Linked DNA regions of Homo sapiens: regions 1 and 2 are each linked to region 3. Evidence: read pairs that join two places in POLR2A ChIA-PET (ENCODE). Cell type or tissue: PC-9. All regions are shown on one strand. Links, peaks and the distances in the headings refer to the core of each region. The heading gives the core; the rest is flanking DNA. Region 1 overlaps SLC47A2 (solute carrier family 47 member 2). Region 2 has its middle 15 kb from the start of TRW-CCA2-1. Region 3 holds the start of MAPK7 (mitogen-activated protein kinase 7).

Evidence for each region. ChIA-PET counts read pairs that join two places held together with the same protein. Peaks named below come from ENCODE experiments on the same cell type or tissue, not always from the same donor. Only the 100,000 strongest peaks of a DNase experiment are listed, where the experiment ranks them.
Region 1: POLR2A ChIA-PET joins it to region 3 with 18 read pairs; 4 of 35 experiments call an interaction of 5 or more read pairs at or near these places.
Region 2: POLR2A ChIA-PET joins it to region 3 with 11 read pairs; 12 of 35 experiments call an interaction of 5 or more read pairs at or near these places.

Annotation. Positions count from the first base shown.
Region 1 is chr17:19,699,579-19,709,951 of GRCh38, reverse strand. SLC47A2 (solute carrier family 47 member 2) reads left to right here. Exons shown (of 17, transcript NM_001099646.3): 6 at 1,192-1,236; 7 at 1,553-1,650; 8 at 2,109-2,206; 9 at 3,191-3,304; 10 at 4,449-4,516; 11 at 5,774-5,882; 12 at 6,785-6,860; 13 at 7,278-7,347. Among named protein-coding and RNA genes, the nearest start is that of SLC47A2, 12 kb to the left of the region's middle. RefSeq lists enhancers at 2,315-2,952, 2,953-3,590. In PC-9, for the core only: no CTCF peak of the experiment used is centred there; no DNase peak of the experiment used is centred there.
Region 2 is chr17:19,487,923-19,498,295 of GRCh38, reverse strand. It overlaps the pseudogene RPL17P43. Among named protein-coding and RNA genes, the nearest start is that of TRW-CCA2-1, 15 kb to the left of the region's middle. RefSeq lists an enhancer at 5,151-5,668. In PC-9, for the core only: no CTCF peak of the experiment used is centred there; a DNase peak (open chromatin) is centred at 5,245.
Region 3 is chr17:19,373,369-19,383,741 of GRCh38, reverse strand. MAPK7 (mitogen-activated protein kinase 7) reads right to left here and starts at 5,244. Exons shown (of 7, transcript NM_002749.4): 1 at 5,112-5,244; 2 at 4,610-4,846; 3 at 3,795-3,960; 4 at 2,056-3,134; 5 at 1,276-1,961; 6 at 796-929; 7 at 198-664. The coding sequence starts at 4,841. The coding sequence ends at 511. It overlaps MFAP4 (microfibril associated protein 4), which reads left to right. Exons shown (of 6, transcript NM_002404.3): 6 at 1-297. It also overlaps a transcript of B9D1 not described here. RefSeq lists enhancers at 72-572, 573-1,073, 2,319-3,281, 5,619-5,848 and silencers at 5,019-5,278, 5,349-5,408, 6,119-6,168. In PC-9, for the core only: no CTCF peak of the experiment used is centred there; a DNase peak (open chromatin) is centred at 5,501; H3K4me3 peaks cover 2,747 bases; H3K27ac peaks cover 1,351 bases.

The DNA of each region.
Region 1 (10,373 bases), core at 1,440-9,439, 330 kb before region 3:
GTTTACGGAAACCCCCTTATAGGGCTGCTCTTCTCCTCTGAGTCTTCCACATAATCCATACTTTGGCTTTTCAGACCGAGGTGATGGCATCTTGTCAACCAGGATTTTTGGGGCTGGGTCGGGGGGAAATGCCCTGTAAAGATGTCACTGTGGTGTCTTCTTTGTCAAGCCAAAGTCCTTCCATAAAATGCAGCTGCAAAAGTTAATTGCCAATAATAGTGACTAATAACACTAACATAGTTATGTTAGTGGCTAACACTTGGAATGCTTAAATGTCCCATATATCATTTGGTAAGCACTTTGCAATATTAACTTTGCAATATTTATGTATGTAAAATATTAAGTGTATATTAAGTACACACACACACACTATTATTATCCCCATTACAGATGAGGAGACAAACTCAGGGAGATTAAGTAACTTGCCCAAGATCACACATCTCAGAAGAGGCAGAGCCAGGAATTAAACCCGGTCTATTCCAGCTCTGTACTCTTAATCAGTACACTATGCTGAAAATAAGTGAAGAGCTACAGGAAGGAATGGGACAAGGGCCCTGGGCTAGGTTTCAGTTGATGCCTATTCTATTCCCCTTAAGAGAGGAGAGAAAGGGTAGGTACAGTGCCCCCCAACACACACACTGCCACGTACACTCCCCTATGGTCCTCCCCAGCCAGGGAAGGGCCCGCCACCCCCGTAGGGTCTTGAACCTGCTTAGCATAGGCTGCCCACGGCCAGCATGTCTCAGTACCTGCCATTCCCTCGTCCGAAGTCACACCTTCAAATCCTGTCTCTAAGGCCAGAACCAAAGTGGGCCCTTCTGTGAACAGGTCCTTGGGTCACTTCTCACCTTCCTAAGCTGATGGAAGCCTGGCTTAGCAGCCGGAAGGCCTACCAGGCACTGTGCACTATGAGCATGTGTGCAAAGAGTACTCTCTCTGAGCCAAAGCATGCCTGCTCATCTCCCCTGTGGCAGAAGGGAGCCCTGAGGGGGCCTCTTCCATAGGCTGGGCCCGAGCATGAGTCCAGGTGGCTGGGTAGGCTTTGGCCGCACCTGAGAGGTCCCAGACATACTTTGATGAAGTAATTTCCCCAATCTGGGGTACTATGTCCTGGAAAGGAATGTCTGTTAATGCTCATTTGGTGAGTTTTGGTCATTATTGTTGATTTGTTTGGGTTTGCTTTTCATACAGGTGATTTTTCTTTACAATCTGCTGGCAAAATATTTGCAAAATCAGGTACAGGTCTTTGGTGTGTGGGGAGGCCCTTCTCCCAGCACACTGCCCTATTCCAGTGGGAGGGGGGCCTGGGGCTTTCCCCTTCTCTCCACCATCTGTGAACCAGCTCTTGAAAGGGGTCACTTCCAACCCACCTGCCATATCCTGACCTCCCGCACAGAGGCAGGTGAGAGGCTGTGCGTCCCAGCCTCTTCCAACTCCTCAACAGGGATGGCTGAAGGGGCAGGAGGAGGAGTCCCCATTCCAAACCCCGGGTTTGTCCATCCTCCATCCATCTCACTCACACCTTAGCAGGGCCAGTTTTCATTTATTTCAGAAGATCACCTGGCCCCAAGTCCTCAGTGGTGTGGTGGGCAACTGTGTCAACGGTGTGGCCAACTATGCCCTGGTTTCTGTGCTGAACCTGGGGGTCAGGTGAGCCCGGGGGCTGGTGGGGCCTGGTCAGGGGACACTGCCCACTGAGCTCTCCACCCCTGGTGGAGACAGATCAGTCACCATCCTGGCCCTGCCTGTGCCGTCCTGAAGTGGAGGGTTATGGGGAGTTGGAGGGGCCTGATGGTCCCTTGGGGACCTCAGTTTGACGCTTGATTGGGTGAGAGGACAGCCACTCCCCGCTCCTGCCCAAGCCCACCAGGAGAGGTGAAGTGGGCACTGGCAAGGTGGCCCCCAGGACACTGTAGTCACGGCTGCCTTGGTAGAGCCACCATGGCCAGAGGTGCCTGTGGGCCCTGGTTGAGTCTGATCCCAGGATGGGGGAAGAGCAGAGCCATGCCTGCCCCACACGGGCTGGCCGCCAGAGCCACCTCTCTCTCAGGCAGGGCGGTGGCAGAGAGTTGGCATCAGTCGCAGCCCTGTTCTCCCTCCTTACCCAGGGGCTCCGCCTATGCCAACATCATCTCCCAGTTTGCACAGACCGTCTTCCTCCTTCTCTACATTGTGCTGAAGAAGCTGCACCTGGAGACGTGGGCAGGTGGGAGGCCTGGCCTGCTCTGGGAGGCTGAGCAGGCCAGCGGTGGTGCTGCCCTAGCCTTGGGGCAGGGTGGTCAGCAGGCAGAGGGTGCAGTAGAGCCTGTTGGAGGAGGTGCAGGACCCTGCACGGCCCCCTCCTTCCCCTTTGCTTCCCCAGCCCCAAGGGCCCAGAGTCCCTCCACCCAAGGTGTCACGATGCAGAGCCCTGCTGGGTCCATCACAGAAGCCTGGCCCAGGGAGCTTTCTTGCCCAGCCTCTGCTCTCAGGATGGCGGTGAGAGCAGTGACACCCGTGGAATACCAGGCGTCAGCAGTGCGTGGGGTGCCTGACATTCCTGAATTCATTTAAACCTCACCCCACCTCATTAGCCCCATTTTACAAAGAGGAGATTATGACAGACGGAGGTTAAGTAATTTGCTGAAACAGCAGGCGTGTAGGGGCCTGCCTGTCCTTTTCTGCCTCTTGAGAGCCAATCCCATACAAGGACCTTCTCCTGCCAGGCATTTCAGGAACAGCTCTGCAGGCCCCTGGGGCCTCATGTGGGGCAGGGCCCTGGCTGAGCCCCTTCCAAGCTTGCCCAGTGCACCTGTGGTGTGTTTCCCTTCAGCATCCTTGATCTCATGCCGCCTCTGAAAACTCCCCAGGGAGGCAGGGCAGCTATAAGGCCTGGGGTTTTCAGATGGAAATGGAGCCTGCAGAGTGGTGGGTGGTGGAGTGGGGACCAACACCCATGCCCTGAGCCCTGGGGCCACACCGTGGACTGGCCAGGTGAGCCTGGTGCCCTGTTCCTGCATCCTCCTCCTCCGTAGGCCCCAACACCAGCTCTAGACCAGCTGCATTCCCTCTGCAAAATGCCCAGTGCCTGAGCCTGCTAAGCCCCAGAGCAGGAAGAGCCAAAGGGGTTTAGGGGCCTCCTGGCAGTGGGGAGCAGGAATGAGGTGGGCAAGCAGGGCAGGCTGTCAGCTCATGGGGCCTCTGTTTCCAGGTTGGTCCAGCCAGTGCCTGCAGGACTGGGGCCCCTTCTTCTCCCTGGCTGTCCCCAGCATGCTCATGATCTGTGTTGAGTGGTGGGCCTATGAGATCGGGAGCTTCCTCATGGGTACGTGGAAGAGGATGGGGGGCGCAATGGCGTGTGGGCGGCTCACCCAGCCCAGAAGCCCCCTCCCCAGGATGGCGGCTCACCCATCCCAGAAGCCCCCTCCCCAGGATGGCAGCTCACCAGCCCCCTTCCAGCTTCACTGGCCAGGCCCTCAGGCTTGGACCCAGAGAACACCACTGCCCAGCGGGGCTGATCCGTCTGTTGCTGGTCTGCCTCCCCAGTAGGCTGTGAGCATCCAGGAGGCAGACTTGGGCCTTTTGTGCCTGAATCCCAGCATGGGCCAGGCAGAGCAGGTGCCCGTGGGAGGTGGCTGAGGCACGGAGGAGTGAGAGATTCAGTTGGTTTGCGGGTGTGAGCAGAGGTCCAGGCTTGCCAGTGTGAGGCTCCCACCTGCTGCCTTGTGTGTGCTCATTAGAGCACTCGGTGAAGTGAGGACTCCAGGCAGCCTGAATGTGAGAACCCCTGCCCTGCCCCGCATTTGCAGATGAGAAAACGGGGCCCCAAGAACACAGGAACTCCACAAATAGAAAATCAGTGGGAGGGCCAAGAACCGAACTCGAGTTGCCGGACCCTGGTCCTGTTCTCTGTCCCCTCCCTCACACTGCCACCCTGAGTTCATCTGGAAAGACAGACCACACAGGGAAGCCTGCAGGGGCCTCCGGGGCACTGGGCAGAATTTTCCTAACAGGCTGAAGGCCAGGCAGGAATGTCTTTTTGTTGTCATTGTTACCAATCTGCCCTTCAAAATCAGCCGGGCTCAGTGGCTCATGCCTGTAATCCCTGCACTTTGAAAGGCCGAGGTGGGTGGATCACTTGAGGCCAGGAGTTCGAGACCAGCCTGGCCAACATGGCGAAACTCTGTTTCTACAAAAAAATACAAAAATTAGCTGGGTGTGGTGGCACCACCTGTAGTCCCAGCTACTTGGGGGCCTGAGGTGGGAGGATCACCTAAGCCAGGAGGTGGAGGCTGCAGTGAGCTATAATTGCGCCACTGCACTCCAGCTCAAGCGACAGAGTGAGACCCTGTCTCAAGGAAGAAAAAAAAAAAAAGCCCCTGAGTCCCCAAAGCAAAGCAGCGTCCTGTCGGCGCAGGGTCTGGGTGTCTGGGGCTGCGGGCCGGACTCACGGCGGGCCTCTTCTCTAGGGCTGCTCAGTGTGGTGGATCTCTCTGCCCAGGCTGTCATCTACGAGGTGGCCACTGTGACCTACATGGTAAGGCTCCTGCAGGGGTGCCTTCCCCACATCCCCCACCTGATGGCTGGAGGTGTCATAGGAGGGGGGCAGGCTGTCACCTGAAGCTATCTCTGTCTCCCGAAGGACCCTCCCCGGGCCTCTCGTGCCCACCAGGTCCAGACCCTGCTCAGCTTACGCCAGGACTCACACACAGGTGCCCACAACCTGACGACCAAGGGTGATATTTCACTCACAGATGTTGGAATTTTAAAAATTAATTAGTATCATTTTAAAATTGGGAGATTTCACATCACAATCTTATTTTTGGATTTTCTTTAAAAATGCACATTCCAGGCTGGGCGCAGTGGCTCACGTGTGTAATCCCAGTACTTTGGGAGGCTGAGGGCGGATCACAAAGCCAGGAGTTCAAGACCAACCTGGGCAATATGGTGAAACCCCATCTCTACTAAAAATATAAAAAGTTAGCCAGGTATGGTGGCACAAGCCTGTAGTCCCAGCCACTTGGGAGGCTGAGGCAGAAGAATCACTTGAACCCGGGAGGCGGAGGTTGCAGTGAGCCGAGATCGTGCCACTGCACTCAAGCCTAGGCAACAGAGTAAGACTCTGTCTCAAAAAAAAAAAAAAAAAAAAAGCACATTCCATCGAGCAGCAGGCCACATTCCTGCACACTGCAGTCGGCCAGAGCTGGGTGACAGCGTCCCCAGCAGGGCCATGGGCTCTCCTCCACCACAGCCCCCACCTCCCCTCTACTCCCCACAGAGACACAGCCATCGTCTTGCTTATGCAGCCCATGTCACTCGGGTACGCATCTGCATGTTATCCCTGACCCCAGCTTTAAGCAAAGGAGTCACAAAAATCTACATTACAAAATCAATTTAGAGATTCTTATTTTTACAAGTGGTTTCTGCTGAAATATCTTTTTTCTTACAGGGAGCTTTTCTGGGACTAAGACCACAGTCACCTCTTTAAAATCTGTTTACTCATTTGATTTGGACAACACAGTGATTTCGGTTGCAAGGCCCGCCTGCCTGTGCTGCTTCTGATGGCGCAGGTGGTGGTGGGACTGGCTGTGTCACTGGGGGTACCCCCACCCTTCTCCCAGCCCCAGCCCTCCCTGCCTCATTGTCAGCAGCAAGAATGTGACGTGCCTCTTACACTGCATGCCTGAGATCTGCTCTGCCTTCCCGCTCACGTCCCTCTTGGCCCAGGCTGGCTCAGGACTTCAGGGGTTGGAGGGTGGGCCCACTGACAGTGCTTTCTTATCTTTGATCCCAGATTCCCTTGGGGCTCAGCATCGGGGTCTGTGTCCGAGTGGGGATGGCTCTGGGGGCTGCGGATACTGTGCAGGCCAAGCGCTCGGCCGTCTCGGGCGTGCTCAGCATAGGTAGGTGGAGTCCTCTCCTGGTGGGCCTTCAAACGTTGGCCTGAGTCACCAGCCTGGGCCACAGGAAGGCTGGCATGCTGGAGGCAGGGCTGGCCTCGGGAGCTGCCAGGTTTATCTTCCAAGCCTGCTGGACCTGCCATCTGACCCAGGTCAGCCTCTGCTGATAAGCTGACAGCTGCCCCTCCCTGAGCAGCAGGCGTCCCTCCCACCACTTTCTCCCCATCCCCACTCACTCCTTCCCTGCTGCTGTGATTCTGGGACTCTTCTGGAGACAGCTGGCTTCTACCACTTACCTTAGAGCAAACCCTGACTCTTTGACGGCCCTTCCTGCCCAGCACTCTCCTTCCAGCTGTCCAGAGTCCTTCTGCAGGCCTGGCCCTCCCAGCACCCCCATGAGCTTGGCAGCTGCCAACCCACTCTGGAGAAGGAGCCACTCATGTCCTCTGACATCATGGCTGTGCTTTCTGAGACTGGAAGGCTCAGACCGGCTTCCCTGTAGAAAGCAGTGGTTCTTAGGCTGTAGCCTGCGCTGGAATCCCCTTGGAGGGCTGGTCACAGATTGCTGGGCCTCACCAGCAGGCTTTGGTTCAGCAGGTCGGAGGCAGGGTCTGAGAATCTGTTTCTAACAAGTTCCCACGTGATGCTAATGCTGCTGCGCCAGCGTGCCGCCCACTCTGAGAACCACTGGAGTGGAAGCATTTTCCACACTGCCCTTCCTACAAGACTGTCTAGCCCAAATGAACGCCTCAGATGCGGGGGACATGAAGGCCTGTGACAAAAGGCACCTGGTTGCAGAGGGCTGGGCTGACTTGCACTGACATAGGGGCCAGCCCTTTGCTGATCTGAGCAAGGGTGCTTCCTGGCTTGGGGTCTGTCATTGCTGCACCTTTTGTCTCTTCCAGTTGGCATTTCCCTGGTCCTGGGCACCCTGATAAGCATCCTGAAAAATCAGCTGGGGCATATTTTTACCAATGATGAGTAGGTAATCAGTTTTCTGTGCTGACTCTTGGAAAATGTCAAAGTGGTTCCCAGTGTGTCCTCAGATTTATCACATTCCTGGCTCAGTGCTGGGCCCAAAGGAAGCAGGAAGAGCCCAGGCTTGGCTCTCACTGAGAGGAAGCCAACTTCTGTCTATCCACCCCAGGCCTTTAGTGCCTGTCCATAGACAAGAGGCTAATTGAAGGGCAGTCCAAAATTGTGGGGGCTCTTCTGAAGTTTTAGGTGTGACCCACAGACACAGAAAACTCTGGGCTAGCAGTGCCAGTTACATTTGTGTGGGGCAACTACCTCTATTCCAAAGCTTTTTCTTGTGGGGGTGGGGTGTGGAATAGAAGGGATATAAATGGGTCTCAAAGGATACATCTGTGTCTTAATGCTTTCTCATTTCTTCTGCAGAGATGTCATTGCCCTGGTGAGCCAGGTCTTGCCGGTTTATAGTGTCTTTCACGTGTTTGAGGCCATCTGTGTAAGTACCACTTTGATCCAAAGCCTGACTCCCTGGGACATGATTTATGTACTTGTGCCCTCCCCAGGACCTCGCAGGGCTGTGAGGATGAACTTGTTAATACACATGAAGGGCTAACTGTATAGTAAGTGCCCAAAGTATTTGCTGATAATAGTTCCATTCTTATTTCAAACAGTGACTTCCCTCTTCTTCTGCAATTTACACGAGCTCAAAAGTGAATGCAGATTAGCAAAGAACTGAAAAATTGCAGCAGTGTAAAGCCACAAATCTTTTTCTTCCGGATTCCTCATGAGCTGGGACCATGACATTGACCTGTGCCCCAGGCTGGCCAGGAGCTGAATGGCAACCATATCCTGTTGCCAGCACAGAGGGACATTTCTACAAGGGAACGAGCCCACCCAGAACACAGAAGGAACTGGACTTTCTGCTCCTTTGATCACTAAAGGACAGGTGTCATTTAACACAGATTTGAATTATGTAATTTTTTTTTTTTTTTGAGACAGGGTCTCGCTTTGTCACCCAGGCTGGAGTGCAGCAGTGCGATCATGGCTCACTGCAGCCTCAACCTCCTGAGCTCAAGTGATCCTCTCACCTCAGCCTCCTGAGTAGCTGGGACTACAGGTGCATGCCACCACATCCAGCTAATTTTTAAATTTTCGTATTTTTTGTAGAGACAGGGTCACACTATGATAGGTGGAATCCTCTCCTGGTGGGCCTTCCAACGTTGGCCTGAGTCACTAGCCTGGGCCAGAGGAAGGCTGGCATGGTGGAGGCATGGCTGGCCTCGGGAGCTGCCAGGTTTATCTTCCAAGCCCTGGCTGGCCTTGAACTCCTGGGCTCAAGTGATCCTCCCATATCAGCCTCCCAAAGTGCTGGGACAATAGGCATGAACTACTGTGCCCAGCTATGATTTTTTAAAAACACAAGAAAACAACAAAACCCAAAACACTAAACTCTTGCTTAATAAGCAGAATTTGAACTCATAGCTCTCCTACTTTGCATCTGGAGTTACGTGAATTCTTCAGGAACACACCCCTTGCATACATTCCCATAGCTCTGCAGAAGGATATGCCCTTACTTAGCAATACTGGCGCATTCCAGCCCTTTCCCTACCTGGGGAAAAAACACTTGCATAATAATTACCAACTCATTACAAATCTACTGAAAGAAATCATATTTATGGAGGATATTTCCAAAGGCCTCTGTGTACTCCATCCAGTTCGCTAACTATTCTAGGATTTATTTTTGAATATAGCCGGGCATTCAGAAAGCGACAAGCTCGGGCCACATGTTCTTAGCCTCAGCAGAAATTCCCTCTCTGGGCTGTGTTCTGGCATCATATTTGTGGCCTTTATCAAGGAACATTAAATGAAACTACTTTATGGAGCCCATTATTGCTTTTGTCATAGGATACTATTTTTTTTTTTTTTTTTTTTTGAGACAGAGTCTCATTCTGTCGCCCAGGCTGGAGTGCAGTGGTGTGATCTTGGTTCACTGCAACCTCCACCTCCTGGGTTCAAGTGATTCTCATGCCTCAGCCTCCCGAATAGCTGGGATTACAGGCATGCACCCCCATGCCTGGCTAATTTTTGTATTTTTAGTAGAGACAGGGTTTCACCATGTTGGCCAGGCTAGTCTCAAACTCCTGACCTCAGGTGACCCACCCGCCTCGGCTTCCCAAAATGCGCTGGGATTACAGGTGTGAGCCACCGCACCTGGCCTGGATACTGTTAAAAGACACTATTCATACTTTTTCTCTAGTGTCTGGGTGAGACCACACCTGAGAAATCATTCTTGAAATTGAAAGCTAGGAATAGCTTTGCTTTTTTTTTTTTTTTTTTGAGACAGGTCTCACTCTGTCACCCAGGCTGGAGTGCAGTGGTGCCATCTCAGCTCACTGCAGCCTCGACCACCTGGGCCCAAGCAATCCTCCTACCTCAGCCTCCTGAGTAGCTGGGACTACAGGTGTGCACTACCATGCCTGGCTAATTTTCTTTTTAAAGTTTTGTAGAGATGGAATCTTGCCATGTTGTCCAGGCTAGTCTTGAGCTCCTGGGCTTAAGCAGTCCTCCTGCCTTGGCCCCCAAAGTGCTAGGATTACAGGCATAAGCCATGGCACCTGGCCCAGCATTTCTTAAGAAATTAAGTATGCCTCCCCTTCCAGGGGGCAGTAGTTCTCTAGTCACTTGGCTACCAAGAAACTCCGAGTCAGGTTTACAGAGAACAGTTACCAGGGCCTGAGGGCTTGTGTATGTGCAGCCCATCATTTTTCCTCCTGGCTAGTCGGTTTTTTCTTAATTTACATTTTCCATGAGCCTTATTTTTATATTTTGTAAACTTTTAGTGAGTTATAATTTACATATGATAAAATTCATATATAAGTATACAACTCAGTGATTTTAAATGAATTTGGAGTTATGTAACCATCACCACCATCTAGTTTTCCATCACCCCGCAGAATTTCCTGGAGACTGTTTTGTAGTTAATCCCTGCTCCCATCTCCTGCCCTGGGCAATCCACTGCATTGCTTTCTGTCTGTATGAACAATTTCATATAAGTAGGGTCTTATGATATGCAGTCCTGTGTCTGGCTGCTTCTCCTTAGCATACTGTTTTTGAGGTTCATCAATGCTGCAGCATGCGTCACTGCTTCATTCCTTTTATTACCGAGTAGTTCCATTGTATGGAAATACTGCCTTTGTTTATCCATTCATCAGTGGATGGACATTTGGGTTGTTTCTAGTTTTTGCTATCATCAATAATGCTGTTTAGAATGTTCACGTGGAAGTCTTTGTGTGGATTTGTTTTCATTTCTTTTAGTAGAGTTCTGGGAGTTGAACTGTTAAGTCAAATGATAACTTTATTTTTAGCTTTTTAAGAAACTGCCAGCCAGGTGCAGTAGAGCTCATGCCAGCATACCAGTGCTGGTAATCCCAGCACTTTGGGAGGCTGAGGTGGGAGGATCATTTCAACCAAGGAGTTTGAGACCAGCCTGGGCAACATAGGGAGACCCTATCTCTACAAAAG
Region 2 (10,373 bases), core at 1,271-9,270, 110 kb before region 3:
CATAATAGGACTCTGCCGTGATGACGTTATCTAATCCTAATTACCTCCTAAAGGCTTCACCTCCAATAAACATATGAATTTGGGGATTTAGTTTCCAACACATGAAATTTGGAGGACACATTCAAACAATAGCAACAGATATGTCAGAATTTAGGACTTCATGGGGTACAGAGCTGACAAGTGCTATAGGACTGAGATGTATAATTTAACCTACTTCTAGCTTCTCTGCAAGCATGAGTGACAACTAAGTTTGCTGTTAATATTTACAGTGGAGTCACATAAACCCAAAGACACCATGGTGTGAGTGGGCCCCTTTTTCTAATTACTTTGTTGTAATGTTGGTTTTCTTTTTCCCTTTCTCATTTCTCCTCTCAAATTTACTCTTTCTCTGATTAGGCCATATGGAGTCCAATCTAATCACTCTGATTGCATGCTCAGAATCCAGATTGTGTGAACTTCTTGTGATGCTTTATGAATGTGTAAATTGGCCACAGAATTGGTGTGAATCTGATGTGAATCACTACAGAATGATTCACAAACCAATTCTGAGTGGTCTGGAAATGCAAATCTTTGTTACTTTATCTAATATTTTTTCCTGAGGACCTGTTATTTTCCTAGCACTGTATTATACATGCATTATTTTAATCTTTGCTACAAATCTATTTTTGAATTCTCATTGCACAACTTTACCTTGTTTAATGGCCTTTATTAATTTTCCTCCATTCTTTTTGTTTTCCTTTTAATTGCACTTATTTTAATGCTGAATTTACTCCCGTGCCATAAGTTTTTGTTTCTTCAGTTTCTTCTGGGATATCTTTTTCTTCTGGGCAACCTCCTCTTCTGGTTTAGGAACAATCTGTTCCTTTTCAGTAAGGATCATCTCAGTGTGGCAGAGAGAGCTCACGTATGGGTTAATCCGACCATAAGCCCTGTAGGTCCAGTGGCATATCTTCGGTGCTTTGTTCACTTGGATATGCTCAATGACCAGAGAATCTACATCTAAACCCTTAAGTTCACCATTACTCTCTGCATTTTTTAGCATGTGCAGCAAAAATTTAGCACTCTTTTTGGGCCACCGACCTTGTGTCCAACCCCACTGTTTGCCAACTTCATTACTGTAACATTAGAATGGTACGCACTGTTTCTGTAAAGTGACATCTTTCAGAGACTTCGTGGCTTTTCGTATATGCACACTCTTGATGGCCTGGGCAGTTTCACAAGTGTTTTTTGAGTGGAACACGAGGAACTCTTGGATCACAACTATGAATCGCATACCTTAAAGTGAACACGAATATTGGAACCTCTTGATTTGCGTGATTTTGTGGGGTTCTCGAGGTCAAGTGAATAGTGAACCTTTTTCACAGATTACCTTGGGCCGCTGAGGGAAAGAGGCTCCATTCTTTTTTGTGTGGAATATCTTCCTTTAAAAAGCCTTTTGCTGTCCACTCCCTGCCCACAAGAGATTTTCTGCTTTTGGCTTCAATTCACATTTTGATAATATTGTAAGGACTCTTGCATCTTTATAGAGATTTTTTTTTTTTTCCGAGACGGAGTCTCACTGTGTTGCCAAGGCTGGAGTGCAATGGCACGATCTTGGCTCACTGCAACCTCCGCCTCACAGGTTCAAGCAATTCTCCTGCCTTAGCCTTCCGAATAGCTGGGATTACAGGCACCTGCCACCATGCCCGGCTAATTTTTATATTTTTAGTAGAGATGGGGTTTCACCATGTTAGCCAGGCTGGTCTAGAACTCCTGACCTCAGGTGATCCGCCTGCCTTGGCCTCCCAAAGTGCTGGGATTACAGGCATAAGACTCCTTGCCGGCCTGGAGATTTTTTTTTTTAAACATGTTTAATCTACTGTTCAGTCCATTGACATCTTCCTTTTCTGAAGAAAAGTGTTCCTTTTTTTTCCTTTTGTAGAGATGGGGTTTTGCCATGTTGCTCAAGCTAGTCTTGAACTGCTGGGCTCAAGCAATCCACCCACCTCCGCCTCCTAAAGTGCTGGGATTACAAGTCTGAGCCACCGTGTCCTGCTGAAAATGTTCCTAAGAATAAAATCGTATTGATTACAGGTTCCCCCAAACACTTCAATAAATTCTGGGCCAGGACTTAGGCCCCCATATCCCACAGAACCATTAACCAATCCTGGGGTTCTTTAAAGGAAAGAGAGGTACAATCCACACCTTTTTTTGTGGGGAAAGGTGGCTCCTCTAAGCCCTGTTTTGAGGTTCTGATGTTTCTTGTCATCATGAGCAAAAAGGCAGCCTCTCTGCACCTGTACAAACTATTTTTAGATGCTCCTATTCTAAAACCTAGTTCTTCATTCTCTGTGGTTTTGGTTCTTCTCTGCAGGGAATGACCTTCATTTATTTCTGTTCCTATGCTCCCAATTCAGTTTATTTGATGAATGTTTCCAAAGGTTCAATGGGTTTCAGTCTAAATTTGTCCCGGAGGCTCTAGAGATGTCCAGCTGGACAGTGGGCCCCACTGAGGACATCTGTCCCTGAGCTGGAGGCACGGCTTCCCATGGAGGCACCGCTACGCGGCATCCACACTTCCCACAGCACATCGGCTTCCCGAGGCCGCCACCCAACCCTGGTTACCTAGACCCAAACAGACCTGGGCGCGAGGCAGGGAGGCCGCAGGAGAGTTAGAAGGGCGAGAAGCCTGGAATGCAGTCAGAGGCTGGGCCTGGGAGACCTAGGCAGGGGTGCAGCCCCAGCCCTGGGCTGACATGCAGACAAGGCCTGGGACTTAGGGGACCCAAGACAGGTGAGCGTGGCCTCCTCACCGGAGTCAGGGTTCCGGGTTACCTAGAGGGGAGGCCGGGCAGGAGCAGCAGGAGCAGCAGGAGCAGCAGGAGCAGCAGCAGGAGCAGCAGGAGCAGCAGCAGGAGCAGCAGAGACTCTCTCTGCCCAGACTCTGGCCAGGGTGGGGGCCCTGGAACTCTGGCTTTATCCCTGGCCGGCGCCTCCCGGCCAATCCCAGCTGAGGCTGCCTGTGTGTCACAATGGGGCGCCTGTGGCGTCACGCTGGCCCGCCCCACCCCGTGTGCTCGTCTGGAACCGCCCGTCCTACTTGCTGCCCCATCGCGAGAGTCCTTCCTCTCCAGTTCGGTCCACCACCTGCCCCCATGCTCGATCCTCTGTGGAACCAGGAGCTGTCCCACACCTTATAGAGGCATACCTGGGATGACGGACAATGACTTGCCCGGGATCACTTTGCCAATTGGAAAGGAGGAAAAGTCCCACACCCGTGGCGCTGTCTCCGGAGGGTGCTGCGTCCAAGAGGCCCACCCGCAGGGATGAGCCTGAGTGCGCGAATCCAAGCACGAGAAGGGAGCTGGGAATCTCCCGGTGGCTGGGGACCCCTGCTCCTTCTAGAGCCTCTGCCTCTAGGTCTTTAATAAAGTATATACAATGTGAGTATCAAATGCCTTTAAAAGCAGATTTTCTTAAAAAAAAAAGTAGCTATATGTTATCATGAGATGTGATTCATATACCATACAAAAATAGCTAACGTTATATTGAGATAGAACTCACATGCCATAAAATTCAGTGGCTTTTAATATAGTCACAGTTATGCAGCCATCACCAAAATCAATTGCAGAATATTTTTATCATCCCAAAAAGAAATCTTAACCGTCACCTCCCAATTCCCATGAATTAGTCAGAATTATCCAGATAAAGGAAACCAATAACACATATATGCATTTGAATTGGCTCTTGCAAGTCCTAAGATCTCCAGGGTCAGTCAGCAAGCTGGAGACCAGGAAGAACTGATGGTTTTGTTCTAGTCTAAGTCCAAAGGCCTGAAAGCTAGGAGAGCCACTGGTGTAATTTCCATCTGAAGGCCAGTGGGCTCAAGACCCAGGAAGAAGCAATGTTACTCAAGGGAGGGTGGGGTTTTTTGTTCTAATCAGGCCCACCCACATTTGCAGTTGGCTTTACTCAGTCTACTGATTTAAATGCTAATCTCATCCAAAAACACCCTCACAGACACACCTGGAATAATGTTTGACCAAATATCTGGGCTCTCTGTTCCCCAGTCAGGGTGACAAATAAAATTAACCAACGCATCTGCCAGTTTCTACAGCCAAAGGCAACCACTAGTCTACTTTCTATCTTTATGGAATTGCCTGTTTTGAGTATTCCATGTAAATAGAATCATACAGTACATGGCCTCTCGGCTCACTGCAACCTTCGCCTCCCAGGTTCAAGCGATTCTGCCTCAGCCTTCCAAGTAGCTGGGATTACAGGCATGTGCCACCACGCCCAGCTAATTTTGTATTTTTAGTAGAGACAGGGTTTCACCATGTTGGTCAGGCTGGTCACAAACTCCTGACCTCAGGTGATCCACCGCCTCAGCCTCCCAAAGTGCTGGGATTACAGGTGTGAGCCACCACGCCTGGCCACATTTTATTTTCCATTCATCAGTTGGTGAATATTTGGGTTCTACTTTTTGGCTTTTTTTTTTTTTTTGAAAGAGTCTCGCTCTGTCACCCAGGCTACAGTGCAGTGGCACGATCTCAGCTCACTGCAACCTCTGCCTCCTGGTTCAAGCAATTCTGGTGCCTTAGCCTCCCGAGTAGCTGGGAGGCGCCCACCACCATGCCTGGCTAATTTTTGTATTTTTAGTGGAGACAGAGTTTCGCCAGGTTGGCCAGGCTGGTTTCAAACTCCTGACCTCAAGTGATCCCCCACCTCGGCCTCCCAAAGTGCTGGGATTACAGGCGTGAGCCACCGCGCCTGACCTTTGCTTTGTTTTTTTTTTTTTTTTTTTTTTTTTTTTGAGACTGAGTCTTGCTCTTTTGCCAGGCTGGAGTGCAGTGGCACGATCTCCACTCACTGCAAGCTCTGCCTCCCGGGTTCAAGTAATTCTCCTGCGTCAGCCTCCCGAGTAGCTGGGACTACTGGCGTGCACTACTACACCCAGCTAATTTTTGTGTTTTTAGTAGAGATGCGGTTTCACCACATTAGCCAGGATGGTCTCGATCTCCTGACCTCGTGATCTGCCCACTTCGGCCTCCCAAAGTGCTGGGATTACAGGCGTGAGCCACTGCGCCCAGCTATGCAGGAGCTTTTCGAAGTCTTTATTTCTCCATGTTTCTCTTTCCCCAGCCTCTTCCCTCCTAGGTGCTCTGGTGTGTCTGCTTCTGGCCCCATCTGTTTTCCCTTGCTCCAGGTGGCTACAGCTGGCATATGCCTTTAAATCCTTTCGACAAACACTGCTGGGAAGGTGGTTCCAATGCTGAAAGTTCTGAGGGCGATGAAACAAAGGCAAGCCTCTGAGTCAGTCCCTCTGGTTGCTGCCAGACTGGTCGAAAAATACAACCACAGCTTTTTGAGAACAAGGACCTTATTGGCCTCTCTGGCACAAGCAAGCTGCCCAAGGAATGTGGGCCACCATCTCCATAGCTGCTTTCTGAACTGGGGATTGAGAGGTGATTGGGGGTTACATTGAAATGCCACAATATCTCTTACCAAAATTTAGCTGCTTCTTTCTTCATTAACCAGACCCTCAGTGGTTGTTTTTTATTATCCCAAAATTCAGGAAAAGTAAATTCTGACATTTTTTTTGCCAGTTTAATTGTTGCTTTAGTGGAGGGATGGGTTTTGGAGTTCTCTAGTCCACCATTTTCAGTGACATCATTTCTTTAACATTCTTAAAAGCCCTCCTAGTCACACCCATACATCATTTTGAGGTATCAGTGAAGGGTCTTATAGCTTATAATGGACCGAAATTTATTAGCTCACCGTTCTGGAGGGCTCCAGGTTCTGGCAAGGGCCTACTTGCTGTGTCGTCCCATAGTGGAAGGGCAAAGAAAGAGTGAGAAACAGAGAGAGAGTGAGTGCAAGAGGGAGCTGAACTGGTCCTTTTATAAGGAACCCGCTCCCACAGTAATGAATCTTTTCCTCTAAGAATGGCATTAATCCATTCATGAGGGCGGAGCCCCCGTGACCCAAACACCTCCCATTAGGCCCTGCCTCCCAACATTGCTGCATTGGGGATCAGGTTTCTAACACATGAACTTTGAGTGTTGGACACATTCAAACCATACCATCAGGTTTTAAACTATCATTTTATAGACCTAATATATTTTCTTGAGTGCTATGTTCACTGACAATCAGAATTCTTCCCTACTTGTCTCTTTTTTCATTGAGGGTGGGAGGACTAAGTAATAAAAACACCTCCCTTCCTCTATTCAAGTCCCTATTTCCTGCCACTATTTCTGATACTATTCTGGTTTTCCAACAGTGGATCCTGCGGGTGGAAGGATAATGTTTTTCTTATAAGGACACCAGTTATATTGGGTTAAGGCCCACCGATATAATGGCCCTTGTTCCAAATACAGTCACATTCTGAGGTGCTGGGGATTAGGACGTCAATATATGAATTGAGAGGCGGGGGACACAATTCAGCCCGTAACATACAGGAAGAGGGTTTTGTGCTGCTGGATACCACTGTTGAGGCTGGAACGCAGATCCATCTACTGTAACTCATGTGCTTCTTTACTTTTTCATTGCCTTTTCAGCATCTGAAATTCTACTTTGAATCATTCATTCCTTTTTGTTTGGTTCTTATCTCTTGTATAAAGGGATCCCCTATGAGCTGAGCACTCTTCTGTAAGAGTTAGCTTAAACTGGCCAGGTGTGGTGGCTCACGCCTGTAATCCCAGCACTTTGGGAGGCTGAGGCAGGTGGATCACCTGAGGTCAGGAGTTCAAGACCAGCCTCAACATGGAGAAACCCCGTCTCTACTAAAAATACAAAATTAGCCAGGCGTGGTGGTACGTGCCTGTAATCCCAGCTACTCAGGAGGCTGAGGCAGGAGAATCGCTTGAACCTGGGAGGTGGAGGTTGTGGTGAGCCGAGATTGCACCATTGCACTCCAGCCTGGGCAACAAGAGAGAAACTCTGTCTCAAAAAAAAAAAAAAAGAGTATAGCTTAAACAACAAAAATATTCTGCCCACATGGATAATTACTAAGTGTGACCTCAGCCACTGTGGGGATAACAGGAAACTCACTTTACACCATGTCCTAGCATCGGCCTGTGACGTAAGCCTAATTATGGCTGGGTCCTCAAGGACACTGCCTCGACAGAACACGCTAACGTGAAATTTGCATGCTGAAACCTTTACATATTCAAACCTTCCAACTAGCTCTGTGTTTCCATTCTTCGATATGAGAAGAAAACCAAGGACTATGACACATCCCAAGGAAGTGTCCATAAAAGAAGGAGATCAGCAACCTTTGCTGGGTCTCAGAAAGGTAACCCACGCCAAACTCTGTGAGGAAGATGGAGTGGCAGAGAAGGTTGCACATGTGTGGCGGGGAGTGGGATGGAGGAAAGAGCAAAATACAGCATCCTATTTTGAAATATGGAGCTATGAGACCGGGCGCAGTGGCTCACGCCTGTAATCCTAGCACTTTGGGAGGCCAAGACGGGCGGATCACGAGGTCAGGAGATCGAGACCATCCTGGCCAACATGGTGAAACCCCGTCTCTACTAAAAATACAAAAAATTAGCTGGGTGTGGTGGCGGGCGCCTGTAGTCCCATCTACTCCTGCCTGTAATCCCTGATACTTGGGGGGCTGAGGCAGGAGAATGGCATCAACCCGGGAGGCGGAGCTTGCAGTGAGCCGAGATCGCACTACTGCACTCTAGCCTGGGCGACAGAGCAAGACTCTGTCTCAAAAAAAAAAAGAAAGAAAGAAATATGGAGCTATGTACCAAAAGAATCTGCAAGGAAGGCCGGGTGTGGTGGCTCACACCCGTAATCCTAGCACTTTGGGAAGCCGAGGCGGGTGGATCACGAGATCAGGAGTTTGAGACCAGCCTGACCAACATGGTGTAGTGGTGCAATATTGGCTCACTGCAGCTTCCACCTCCTGAGTTCAAGCAATTCTCCTGCCTCAGCCCCCCAAGTATCAGGGACTACAGGCAGGCATCACCACCCCCAGCTAATTTTTGTATTTTTAGTAGAGACGGGGTTTCACCATGTTTGTCAGGCTGTTCTCTAACTCCTGACTTTAGGTGATCCACCCACCTTGGCCTTCCAAAGTGCTGGGATTACAGGCATGAGCCACCACGCCCGGCCGACATTTTTTTCTTTATAAATTATCCAGTCTCAGGTGTTCATTTATAGCAACACAGGCCAAGACAGCCCCTATTCAGAAATGTTTCCCATTGTTCTTCCCCAGCTTCATTTGAATCTCAGGGGAGTGGAAGTGCAGACATGGGTGCAGACAAAACACACACAGAGAGGGAAAAGCATCAAGAGTTTGGGAGATGGAAGACGATTCAGTGCTGTTCTTGCCAGTGACTTTCCCGTGTGGCAGGGCGTTCAGCTCCCTGCTCTGCTTTCGTCTTTTGTCATACTTATTTGGTGGCTTCGATCCATCCATTCTAAGATTTGTTCTCCCTGTGCCATTTGCTGTCCAGTCATCATTTGTGCTGCTCGCCTGGCGGGATTTTTCTCCGTCTCTTACTCTGGTGGAGTATTTAGCCAGACCCTGTTCCATGTTGAGCCGTGGGGGGTTCAGGAGGGGAGCATTTGGGCTAAGAGCCTGCAGCACACCAAGAGCTGTGGGGCTTTCCCTTCAAGCATCCGGAAAGGAAGTGCTGGGATTAGGCTGGAGCCCATCAGGCCCAGAGGCCAGAGACAGGAGGGGAGGCATCATTGCCCAGTGTATCAGTCACACCTGCTGTCCCCAACCCTCACCCAGCAGGGGTTTGGTGCTGCTCACTCTTGTTAACACCCACATTAGTAGCCTGTGCCTGTGCCACGGATTCCTGCTGGCAGGGGGAGGGGCAGGCAAGGCTGTCCCACGGCATGGCTGAGCAGAGCCCAGAGCAGAACAGAACTCTCTCTCTCTCTCTTTCTCTCTCTCTCTCTCTCTCTTTCTCTCTCTCTCTTTCTCTCTCTCTCTCTCTCTATATATATATTTTTTGAGATGGAGTCTCGCTCTGTCGCCCAGGCTGGAGTGCAGTGGCGCGATCTCTGCTCACTGCAAGCTCCGCCACCCGGGTTCACGCCATTCTCCTGCCTCAGCCTCCCGAGTAGCTGGGACTACAGGCGCCCGCCACCACGCCCGGCTAATTTTTTTGTGTTTTTAGTAGAGATGGGGTTTCACCTTGTTAGCCAGGATGGTCTCGATCTCCTGACATTGTGATCCGCCCACGTCGGCCTCCCAAAGTGCTGGGATTACAGGCATGAGCCACTGCGCCCGGCCAGAACTCTATATTTGTTTTTTAGAGATGTGGTCTTGCTATCTATATCGTCCAGGCTGGAATGCAGTGGCTACTCACAGGCATGATCACAGATCGCAGCTCACTGAAGCCTTGAACTCCTGGGCTCAAGTGATCCTCCTGCCTCAGCCTCCTGAGTAGCTGGGACTACAGCACTTACCACCATGCCTGGCTCTAATATAATAAATGTTGGCGGCAGCTCTGACAAGTGCTGGAGCGGCTCCTAGCCCCACCCTCCCAGAACACAAGGGCGACTCTGTGGCCTTTTCCTTGCTCTAAGCCTCAGCCTTCGGTCTACCTGACCACCATGCCTGCTCCCAGAAGCCATGTTCTAAGCTCTCCTCTGGCGAGGTGCCTCCCAGGCTCAAGCAGCTTCCAAGTCCCCATTGACTCTGGTCCAAGTCTCAAACACATCCATAGCCCTGGGTTTGCTGGCTGGGGTTTCATGGCACTGCCTGGCCTCTCCCTCCCAGTCTGGCTTCCCTTTTCCTGCGGCCCACCACTCTCCCTGCATCTGTCACACTCGTCTCCATACACCCCTGCTGAGACCCCTTCTCTCCTGGCCCACCAGTCAGAATGGAAGTTCTACTGTCCTCCAACTTTTGAATTCCAACCTGGCCTTTACTCAAGCCCACGCCGGGGAGCTTTTCCTGACTAGGAACTCCTTGAGCCTAGCCTTATACCGAGAATTCCCTGCGACCTCCACAGACTAAGTGCTGATGTAATATGAAAGTTGTGCAGTTGTCATCCCACGGACTGTTTGTAGCTCATTGCAGGACCAGGCCCTGCTCAGCCCGAGGAGCAGTGTTGAATGGTGGGAAAATGGGTCAAGGTTTAGGACTCTGGTTTGGCTCCTCCCACTACCTACCATGTGTTCTTGGACAAATCTCTTCTTCTCTCTTGGTCGTGGTTTCTGCATCTGTAAAGTCGGGGCAGAGAGAACTGATTGAATCAGGTGTTCTTGTCAGCCTGTACGTTATAAGTACTTGGGGAGTTTCAAAAAACAAGATAAAACTGAATATCCCAACTACAACTCCAGACCATTAAAATCATTTCATAATTTTATGAGGGTAGAGCCAGACATAGTTTAAAAAATATTCCCGGCCAAGCGCAGTGGCT
Region 3 (10,373 bases), core at 1,048-9,047:
CATGAGGGAGCAGAGGACAATCTCTGCAGGGCTGGGAGTGGGTAGGGACTGAAGGTCTCAATAAACCTTCAGAACCTGAATGAACTGGCTTCATACACACAAACATATTTGTTTATCCCCCAAATGTAGGCACCTGGCTCCTCCTTGCTCCCCTGCTGATGGTGTCCTACCCCGAACTCCAAAAATTACACCTGGAGTCAGGTGCAGAAGGGAACCTTGTATTTCACAGGCCTCATTTTGATGGCAAAAAGACAGTGTAATAATAACATAATAATAATAAAAATATAATACTGAAAAGGATTGTTCAGGGGGAGTTGGGGTCTCCCGATCCTGCCATGGCTCGGTGGTGGCTCAGGTGGCTGCTTAAGGCTGAAAGGTGGGTCTGAGATGAACCTGCAGAATAATCCAAGCCGAGCCTCACCTGCTGGGTCCAGGGCTAAAGCCTTTGAGAATGCTCCCATGGATCCTGGAACTAGGTCTACTGTGGCAGCAAGGCACAGGCTGGGGGCCTCAGGGGTCCTGGAGGTCAGGCAGGTCAGCCAGCAGCATTGGGGAGTCCATCTGGATCTCACGCTGCAGGGACTCAATATCGGCAGGGTTCATGCCATGGCCTTCGAGCCAGTCAGCAAGCAGGGAGGCTGAGAGAGAGGCTGAATCTGCCTGGCTGCAGGGGAAGGAAAGGGAGGGGTGCTATTAGCCTAGGCTGGACCCTCACCCATCCCACAGGTGCATGTCTCCTGCACCAGGAACCTCTCCCCACAGTCCCAGTCTAGGAGCTCAGTCCAGCCACCTTACCCATCCTGTGGCCCATCAGCCACGCCCATGTCGAAAGACTGGTTTAAGAATTCCTCCAGGTCAAAGCCAACACCGTAGCCAGCCCCACTGCCCTTTGGTGTGCCTGAGAACACAGGGGGCAGGGGGTCCTCCACCTGCAGGGAATGACAGGTTACAATGCAGACAGACTGAGGTCTGTAGGCCACCCTGTCCCAATGCTGCTGACTACTCCGCCTGGATATCTGGGAGTGCTAACACCAGTCTCGGCAGTCAGTGAGTGCTGGCTGGCCCCATCTCTGGGCTAGGCACTTTGCAGGCCATATTTAACTTGTCTCCTAACAACCTCTTCATTGCCATTATGCTCCTTCTGTGAGCAAGAGGACACGTTCAGAGATAAAGCCCCATCTGCTGCTCAGTTTTTGTGGAACACTGACCGCTTCCTGAACCCATTTTCCTTTGGCCCAGACCCAGGTGTCCCCATGGCCTGGGCCTCCCTCTCACCTGTGACTTAGATAGCTGCTGGGTCACAAGGTTGACATCAGGTGACTCTGACATGGAAGACTGAGGGGCTCCCCCGGCGTCTGGGGGCGGCAGGCCAGGTGGGAAGTAAGGCAAAACTCCTGGGGTGCTGGAGCCAGGCAGCCCAGGGGGTGGCACAAGTGACTGGGCAGCCAGGAGGCTGGTGGAGGTGGCAATCTGGGGTGGCGCGGGGACAGGGATGGGCCCAGGAGGGCCAGTGGGGTGGGGTGCAGGGCCAGGGGGTGGGCAGGCAGGCTGGGGTACAGGGCCAGAGGTAGAGCCCGCAGATTGTGGTTGCGGGCCAGTGGGCTGGGCTACAGGGCCAGGAGGAGGACTGGTAGGTTGGACTGGGGTTGGGGTTGGCGTTGGCGCTGGGGCAGGGGCCGGCACAGAGGTGAGGGCTGGGGCTGCGGGCCGGGCCATTCGAGTCCAGCGTTCCAACAGGCTTCTGTCATTGTCACTGAGCACTAGTCCAGCCAAGGGGTCAGTGGAGGGGCCCCCAGAGGCCCCAGCCCCCCGTTCCTTTCGCTCCCGCTCCTGCCGCCGTTTCTCCCGCTCCTTGGCTCGTTCTTGCCGCCTCCGCCGCTTCTCCTCCCGCTCCCGCTGGCGCTCCTGGGCTGTCACCGGCTTCCGAGGCTCAGGAGCCTCCAGGGGTGCGCTGGGGCCATCTGCGGGGAAGTTGGGCAGGGGAGAAGGTAAAAGCCTGAAGCCTTGTCCAAGTCCAAGTCTCCCCTCTGCCCACCCGACCTGCCCACAAGGCACCTCTGAGCCGGCTCCTCAAAGACTTGAGCAGGGCAGCTTTAAGGGCAGCCTTAGTATTGTCTGAGATGGCACCATCTTTCTTTGGTGGGGCAGGCTCACTGACTGGTGGAGGTGGCTGCAGGGTCAGATCAATGGTGTCAGGTGCAGGGCCGGGGCATGGTGGCGGGGCTGGTGGTGGAGACTCCATGGCACAGTCCCCACTGGGAGCCCAGGGACTGGGCATTTCAACATCTGGACAGCCAGGCTCACTAGCCACAGGCTGTAGAGAAGGCTGGAAGCGGATCTGTTGGCGGATGCCCTCACGCCTTGCATGGAAGTCCTCAATTTCAGCCACAATGGCCTCCTTAATGCGCTCCCGAGTGAGGGCTTCGCGGTCAAAGGCAAAGTCAAAGGGCGGGGCACAGTCAGGCTCATCATCAGGATCATGGTACTTGGCCAGGAAAGGGTGGCGAAGGGCAGCAGCTGCTGAGATGCGAGCGCTGGGCTCAAAACGCAGCATGCGACCCAGCAGTGATAGGGCCTGGCGGTCGGCACCTGGGTACACTGTCTCCCAGGGCACAGGCTGGCGTGGTGGCAAGCTCTGGATATAGGCCCGCACCCTCTCAGCCCCCACAGCCTGAATCACGGCTGGTGATGGGGTACCCAGCACCATCATGATGAGCTGTAGCTGGTGTACATAGTTTTTGCCTGGGAAGAGCTGGCGCCGGGCCAGCATCTCACCAAAGATGCAGCCCACAGACCAGAGGTCAATAGCCTGTGTATACTCATGCAAAGAGAGCATGAGCTCGGGCGCACGGTACCAGCGCGTGGCCACATACTCAGTCATGAAGTACTGATGTTCAGCGGGCGAGGTGCACAGGCCACGAGCCATACCAAAGTCACCAATCTTGAGCTCACAGTTCTCATTCACCAATAGGTTGGAGGGCTTCAGGTCACGGTGGATGACCTGAGCCGAGTGCATGTACTTCAGGCCCCGCAGCAGTTGGTACAGGAAGTAGCGCACGTGTTCCAGTGTGAGGGGCTGTGAGGAGTGGATGATCTGGTGCAGGTCGCTTTCCATCAGGTCCAGGACCACGTAGCTGGAAGGGGAAGGAAGGAGAGAAGCATGGGTTGGCCTGATCACACTCCAGGGACAAGCCCCATCCTCACCACACCCTTCCGATTCCAGACAGGTAACAGCCTTACCCTGGGACCCCATAGGGGCTGACGGCATGGTATGGAAGAAGAGCATCACGTTTTAGATTCTCTACGACTTTTCCATGAACTTGGTTAAATCACTTTTGTCTCCAGACCTAGTTTCCCCATCAGATAAAAGATGGGGTTGGACTACACCAGGGCTGGCCAATAGGTTTCCTTTTGGGGCTATCTCCATTGTTTGGTAGTGGCAGCTTGAAGAACTATGATGAAAATTGACCAGGCTTGTCCACTGTCTGTAGGAAAGTGTTCTGTGATTGATTAGTGAAGTCTGCTATGGGAATAGGAGGGTGTGGTCATAGTAGGAATGTCCTACATTTGACATCCTATATACTAAGATTCTATAAAACTGTAAAATCATCTGTACACTTCTTGAGGAATAACAGTTGTCCCTGGCAAAACTCTAAAGAACTGGTCCTAGAACTGCGGGAATTTTCCCAGCCTGCTTCAGATTAGATTCAGCTGCCTTTCCAGAACTTCGGCAACATGGTTGCAGCCTTCAGAAAAGTCCCAAGTCTGGCTCCCTCTCCCATCCCGCTTCTTACACAGATTTGAATTCGCCATAGGGCACGGTGGGCCTCAGGATGTCCTTGATGGCGATGATGTTGTCGTGTTTAAAGTGCTTGAGGATCTTCAGCTCCCTGAGGGTCCGCTTGGCATTGGTCACCACATCGAAAGCATTAGGGATCTTCTTGATGGCCACCTGCTGGCCTGAGGAGCAGGGAAAAGGGACATACCAGAGGATACCTTGGAGAAACTGCAGAGTCGACTCAGCCCCTATCAACACCTCCCTTCTAGGATGCAAATGACAACAGCTACCAAGTATTGGGTACCTACTATGTGCCAAGCCCTGTGCTAAGCATGTTACCTACATTATTAAATGTTACCTTCACAACTCCCCTGCGGGGCAGGTCCCAATAGGTCAACGTTAAAGAGAAGGAAATATGGCTTAGTAACTTGTTGGAGGTTGCACGGATGCCCAGTGGTGTAGCTCAGCCTCTTATGCCTACACCCTCTCCATCTCAGACCTCACCCATCCCACCACCAGTTCCTTATGCCAGTGTCTGGCTCCAGAACACATTTCTCTCTTAGACACGAAGGACTGGCTCTCCATTCTGGTCTAACTGGGACTATCATTTTCCTAAGGAGGAAGTAGGCAGGCAGGATGGCAAAACCACCAGGCCGGAGTTTCAGAGAACCGAGCCTCCCCGGAGCCTGGCAGGCAGAAGGCCCTGGTCAGTGTGTGTTGACTGGAGCCAGAACTCGCACCCCGCTTTCCTTCCCGGCTGTCTGGGACAGGCCGGTTTCCCACTCCCTGCGACGCTGCCACATCTGGGAGGCGACGGCTCAGGAAGCTCACCGGTGAGGCGGCGGCGGGCGGAGGACACCACTCCATAGGCCCCGTTGCCTATGGTCTCGATGATCTCGTACTCGTCGCCCACGTCAAAGGTCACATCGAAGGAGCGGGCTTTAAGCAGGGCCAGGTTCTTGGCCGCTACAGAGGCAGCGGTGTGGGCGGGTTCGGCCTTCACGGGCCCGGGGGGCTCCGCAGAGCCGTCCTCGCCGTCTTCCTCCTTCAGAGGCTCGGCCATGGTGTCTGTGTGGAGACTCGGGTGAGGAGAGGACCACCTACCGTGGGCCTCAGTGTCCCCTCTGCGGGCTGGGGAGCAGGACCAGGGAACTTCCCAGTTTCCTAAACCGACAAGGGCAGAAGCGCGCGGCTGGTTCGTGGCAGACTAGCTACCCCAGGGGTCCGGGCCCAGAGCCGGGGGCCCGCCAGGGTCGGGGGAGGGGTAGGCGAGGCGCGGGCCAGGAAGAAAGGGAGGGGCGGGGCACCTGGGTTTCCTCAGGGCCGCACTCACCCCCGCGCCTCCTCAAGGCTTTCAGAGGTCCCGAGGCTCGCCGGCCTCCCGTCCCCAGCGCGGGGGTCTCCGAGGGTGGCTCACTTACTTGTTCAAAGGCCGCAGCCACCACCTCAGCGTCTTGAGCTGCCCTGTCCGTCCCCCTCCGCCCCGCCTCCCAAGGCCACGCTCCCTCCAGCTCCTGGCCAATCGCTGAGCTACTGCTGCGGAGGGTCCTGCCCCTTCTACCTACTGCGTCCAATCCTAGCCCACCGGCCGAGAAAGCCACGCCTGGCGCGCGCCGCTGTCCAGCTCGCCGGCGGGAGCCGCCCAAAGGGTGCCCGGCACTTCGCAGGGGTGTGCTCCCCGCCCTGCACCGCCTTCAAACGCATGCGCACTGGCAGTCGGGCGCCAAGTGAATGGAAGGCAACGCCCCTGCACGTAGCGCGCGCGTCCCCATGAAGCTCTCAACCTCATCCGGCCAATCACAGCTAGTCCCGTGAGCTCGGGGAACTGCCCGGCCTGAGATGCCCAGGTCTGGGACTGTTACCTTGGCTACTGGCTCCCGAAGTCCCCTTCCGCCCAGGGAATTGTGTCCGCCATTTGCTTGGTCCCAGGAGCTCTGGGAATGTGTCATCCCCGGTAGAGGGTGCCCGTCACGGCCAACCACAGAGATCCCGGTCCTCCGGGATTCTAGAGCGTCCGGCCGAACCCTCCACTGACTTCCGGTGGCTGAGCCTCTCCGCAGCTTCCGGCCAAGTTGGACTGCAGCTCGCGGTTTCCTGGCTTCTAGGTATCTTCCCTCCGCTCGTTTGTCTGTCCCGCGATTCCCGTGCTTTGGGCTGCAGCGGAGTTAACCGAGGCGGCCGCCCAACCTCTGCTCCTCTGCGGAGCCCGCGGGTGGGCGGAGCCCTCGCTGGAACCGAGCTGTCCCGACCCACCCCAAAATCCGATAGTTTATTCGTTCATTCATGTAGCAAATGTTTATGGAGCACCGCCCCTCTAAGGCTCAGTGCCGGGAGGCGAAGGTGGACATGGTGGATACTGTGAGCTGGAAGGAAAGGTTTTCTAAAGGGAGCTCGAGGTAGGGCCGAAAAGAAGTGAAGAATTTTGGTTTCACTCCTAGGCGGCTTCTAGAAAAAAGCAATATGTATGCATATTCGTACCTACCTCCCCTTTGGTGTACAAAAATGTAGCATATTATGCTCTTTTCCTGAAGATCATTCCATATCAATAACTGGAGGGGTCCCTCACTTTTAAACAACTTTTAATAACATACCATAAAACTCATCCTTTTATAGTGTACAATTCAGTGTTTTTTGGTATATTCACAGTTGAGCAGCCATCATCACTACCTAATTTTAGGTAGAGTGGTTTATGGAACATTTTCATCGCCCCTAAAAGAAACCTATGTGAACCAAGTATCTGAGACAAGTCTCAAGTCAATTTAGAAAGTTTATTTTGCCAATGTTAAGGACATGGTGGTGACAGCCTCAGGAGGTCCTACAACATGTGCCCAAGATGGTCGGGGCATAGTCAGCCTTTATACATTTCAGGAAGACATAATACATAAGTCAATACATGCAAGATTGACATTGATTTGATGTGCTTATTGGCCATTTGTCTCCTTTGGGGAAATGTCTGTTCAATGTCTATTCTGGAAGGGCGGGACAACTCAAAGGGGAGGGGCTTCCAAGTCACAGGTAGATTTAAACATATCCTGATTGGCAGTTGGTTACAAGAGTTATTATCTATAGAAAGGAATATCTGGGTTATGATAAGGGGTTGTGGAGACCTAGGGTTTTTTGGTTGTTTATTTTATTTTATTTTATTTTATTTTATTTTATTTTATTTTATTTTATTTGAAGAGTGAGTCTCACTCTGTTGCCCAGGCTGGAGTGCAGTGGTGCGATCTCGGCTCACTGCAACCTCCCCCTCCTGGTCTCCTGCCTCAGCCTCCCGAATAGCTGGGATCACAGGCATGAGCCATCAAGCCCGGCTTTTTTTTTTTTTTTTTTTTTTTTTTTGTATTTTAGTAGAGATGGGGTTTCACCCTGTTGGCCTGGCTGGTCTCGAACTCCTGACCTCAAGTCATCCACGCCCCCCTGCTCCCGGCCTCCCAAAGTGCTGGGATTACAGGCGTGAGCCACTGCACCTGGCCAGGAGACCTAGGTTTTATTATGCAGTTGAAGCCTCCCAGTAGCAGGCTATAGAGAGAATAGACAAATATTTCTTATCAGACTTAAGGTCAGTGTTGATGTTAATGTTGGAGGGGTATAATAAGGCATGTCCAACTCTCACCTCCCATCGTGGCCTGAACCAGTCTTTCAGGTTAAATTTTAGGGTGTGCTGGCCAAGGAGGGAGTCCATTCAGATGGTTGCAAAGGGCCTTCTAATTTTATTTTTGGTTTATACCCATTAACGGTCACTCCTCATTCCTCTTTCACCAGAGCCCTTGCAACCACTGAACTACTTTCTGTCTCTATGGACTTGCGTATTGTGGATGCTCTATACTAATGGAATCACACACTGTGTAGTCTTTTGTGTTTGGCTTATTTCACTTAGCATAAAGTTCATGTTGTCATATTAGCACTAATTTTTATGGCCAAATATATTGCATTGTTTAGATATACCATATTTTGTTTATCCATCAGTTTATGAACATTTGGGTTGTTTCAACTTTTTGGCTATTATGATAATGCTTCTGAGAACATTTGTTTACAAGTTTTTTTGTGGACATGTTTTCCTTTCTCTTGGGAGTGGGATTGCTGGGTCACATGGTAAACTATTAACTTCTTGAGAAAGTGCCAAGCTGTTTTCTCCAGCAGTTGCACCATTTTACAAATTCACCAGCAATATTTAAGAGTTCCGATTTCTCCACATCCTCACCAACACCTCTTTTCTTTTTCTGATACTGAGTCTCACTCTATCGCCCAGGCTGGAGTGCACTGGCACGATCTCGGCTCACTGCAACATCTGCACCCCAGGTTCAAGCAATTCTTCTCCCTCAGCTTCCCGAGTAGTTGGGATTACAGGTCCCCACCACCATGTCCAGCTAATTTTTATATTTTTATTAGAGATGGTCAGGCTGGTTTCGAACTCCTGACCTCAAGTGATCCACCTGCCTCAGCCTCCCAAAGTGCTGGGATTACAGGCATGAGCCACAGTACCCAGCCTTATTATTATTATTATTTTTTAATTATAGCCATCCTAGTGGGTGTGAAGTGATACGTCATTGTAGTTTTGATTTGCATTTCCCTAATGACTAAGGATGTTTTCACGGTTTATTGGCCATTTGTCTCCTTTGGGGAAATGTCTGTTCAATATCTATTCAAATCCTTTGACCTTTTTTTTTTTTCTTTTTGAGACAGGGTTTCACTCCAGCCCAGGCTAGAGTGCGGTGGTAGGATCTCAGCTCACTGCAGCCTCCGCCTCCCAAGCTCAAGTGATTCTCCTGCCTCAGCCTCTCAAGTAGCTAGGACTACAGGCACACATCATTGCACTCAGCTAATTTTTGTATTTTTAGCAGAGACAGGGTCTCACTGTGTTGGCCAGGCTAGTCTTGAACTCCTGAGCTCAAGTGATCGGCCTACGTCAGCCTCCCAAAGTGCTGGGATTACAGGCATGAGCCACCGCATCAGCCCTCTGTCCATTTTTAATTGGATTATTTGCCTTTTTATTGTTGAGCTGTCAGAGTTCTTTATATATTCTAAACAAAAGTCCCTTATCAGATGATTTACAGATACAGATATTACCTTATTAGATGATTTACAGATATTTACTTCCCATGATTTACAGATATTTACTTCCATTTCTCAGATCGTCTTTTCACTTTCTTGATAACATCCTCTGTTCCACAAAAGTTTTTAATTTTGATGAAGTCCAGTTATCTGTTTTGTCTTTTGTCACTTGTGCTATTGTCATATCTAAAAAAAAAGCACTCATTTTTACAGCTGCATGATATTCCTTTACGAATATAACCTATTTAACCAAGACCCCCTAGATAGACATTTAGATGAGTTCAGTTTTTTCACTATTGCAAACAATGCTGCAATAAATTTTCTTGAACACATCATTTTGCACACAGCAAGTGTATATGCAGGAAGAATACCAGAAGTGGGAGTGTCAAGTTAAAGAGTATTGTTCTTACAATTTTAGTAGCTAATGTCAAATTTCTATCCTTAGAGATTATACTGATTTAGACACCCACCAGTGGTATGAGAGAATGACTCACACGGTGCTTTTTAAAAGCTTGGAATTATTTGCCTGTCAAAAATGGGGAGATTTGCCATAAGAATCCTGATTTTTGCTTTCTTTTGGGAAATCAGATCAGCATTTCTACGTAGCCATCGAACTGTGACCCCGCCATTGAAAGAACATGTGCTCTCTAATTCACCACAGTCCCTGCCACTCCCTGACAGCCTCCCCAGCACAGGCCGAGGGTCAGATGCTACTTATCATTGTGCTTTCACAACTGTTTTCTACATCTTATTAAAAGCAGGAAAACAAAAGAGGCTGAGATGACATGTGTTTCAGGAAAAGAAAGACCAAGTATATCTTTTTGTGGGAACAAAGACAATCTCATGTGTTATATACAGATACTCCACTCACTTGGCTCACGTTTCCTGCATGGCCACAGTGGGCATTTGAGTTCAAGATTTCTGGTTTAGGTTACCAAAAGCCCCTGAACTAATGTAAATGTCTACCTAGGATTTTTGAGTAGACAAATGCCCTTCAGAGCTGCCTTCCTGAAAGGTATTTCTGGCAGACATCATGGAGGGTGTACTTGAAGGCAGAGCATGCCTTGATTAAAAGACAGACGTGGGATTGGGTGCGGTGACTCACGCCTGTAATCCCAGCACTCTAGGAGGCTGAGGCTGGGGGATCACCTGAGGTCAAGAGTTTGAGACCAGCCTGGCCAACATGATGAAACCCTGTCTCTACTAAAAATACAAAAATTAGGCTGGGCGCGGTGTCTCAATCCTGGCACTTTGGGAGTCCGCGGCAGGTGGATCACCTGAGGTCAGGGGTTTGAGACCAGCCTGACTAACATGGTGAAACCCTGTCTCTGCTAAAAATACAAAATACAAAAATTAGCTGGGCATGTTGGCAGGCGCCTATAATCCCAGCTGCTCGGGAGGCTGAGGCAGGAGAATTGCTTGAACTCGGGAGGTGGAGGTTGCAGTGAGCCAAGATGGTGCCATTGCACTCCAGCCTGGGTGACACAGTGAGACTCTGTCTCAAAAAAAAAAAAAGTAAAAAAAAGAGGTATATAAAGGGGTA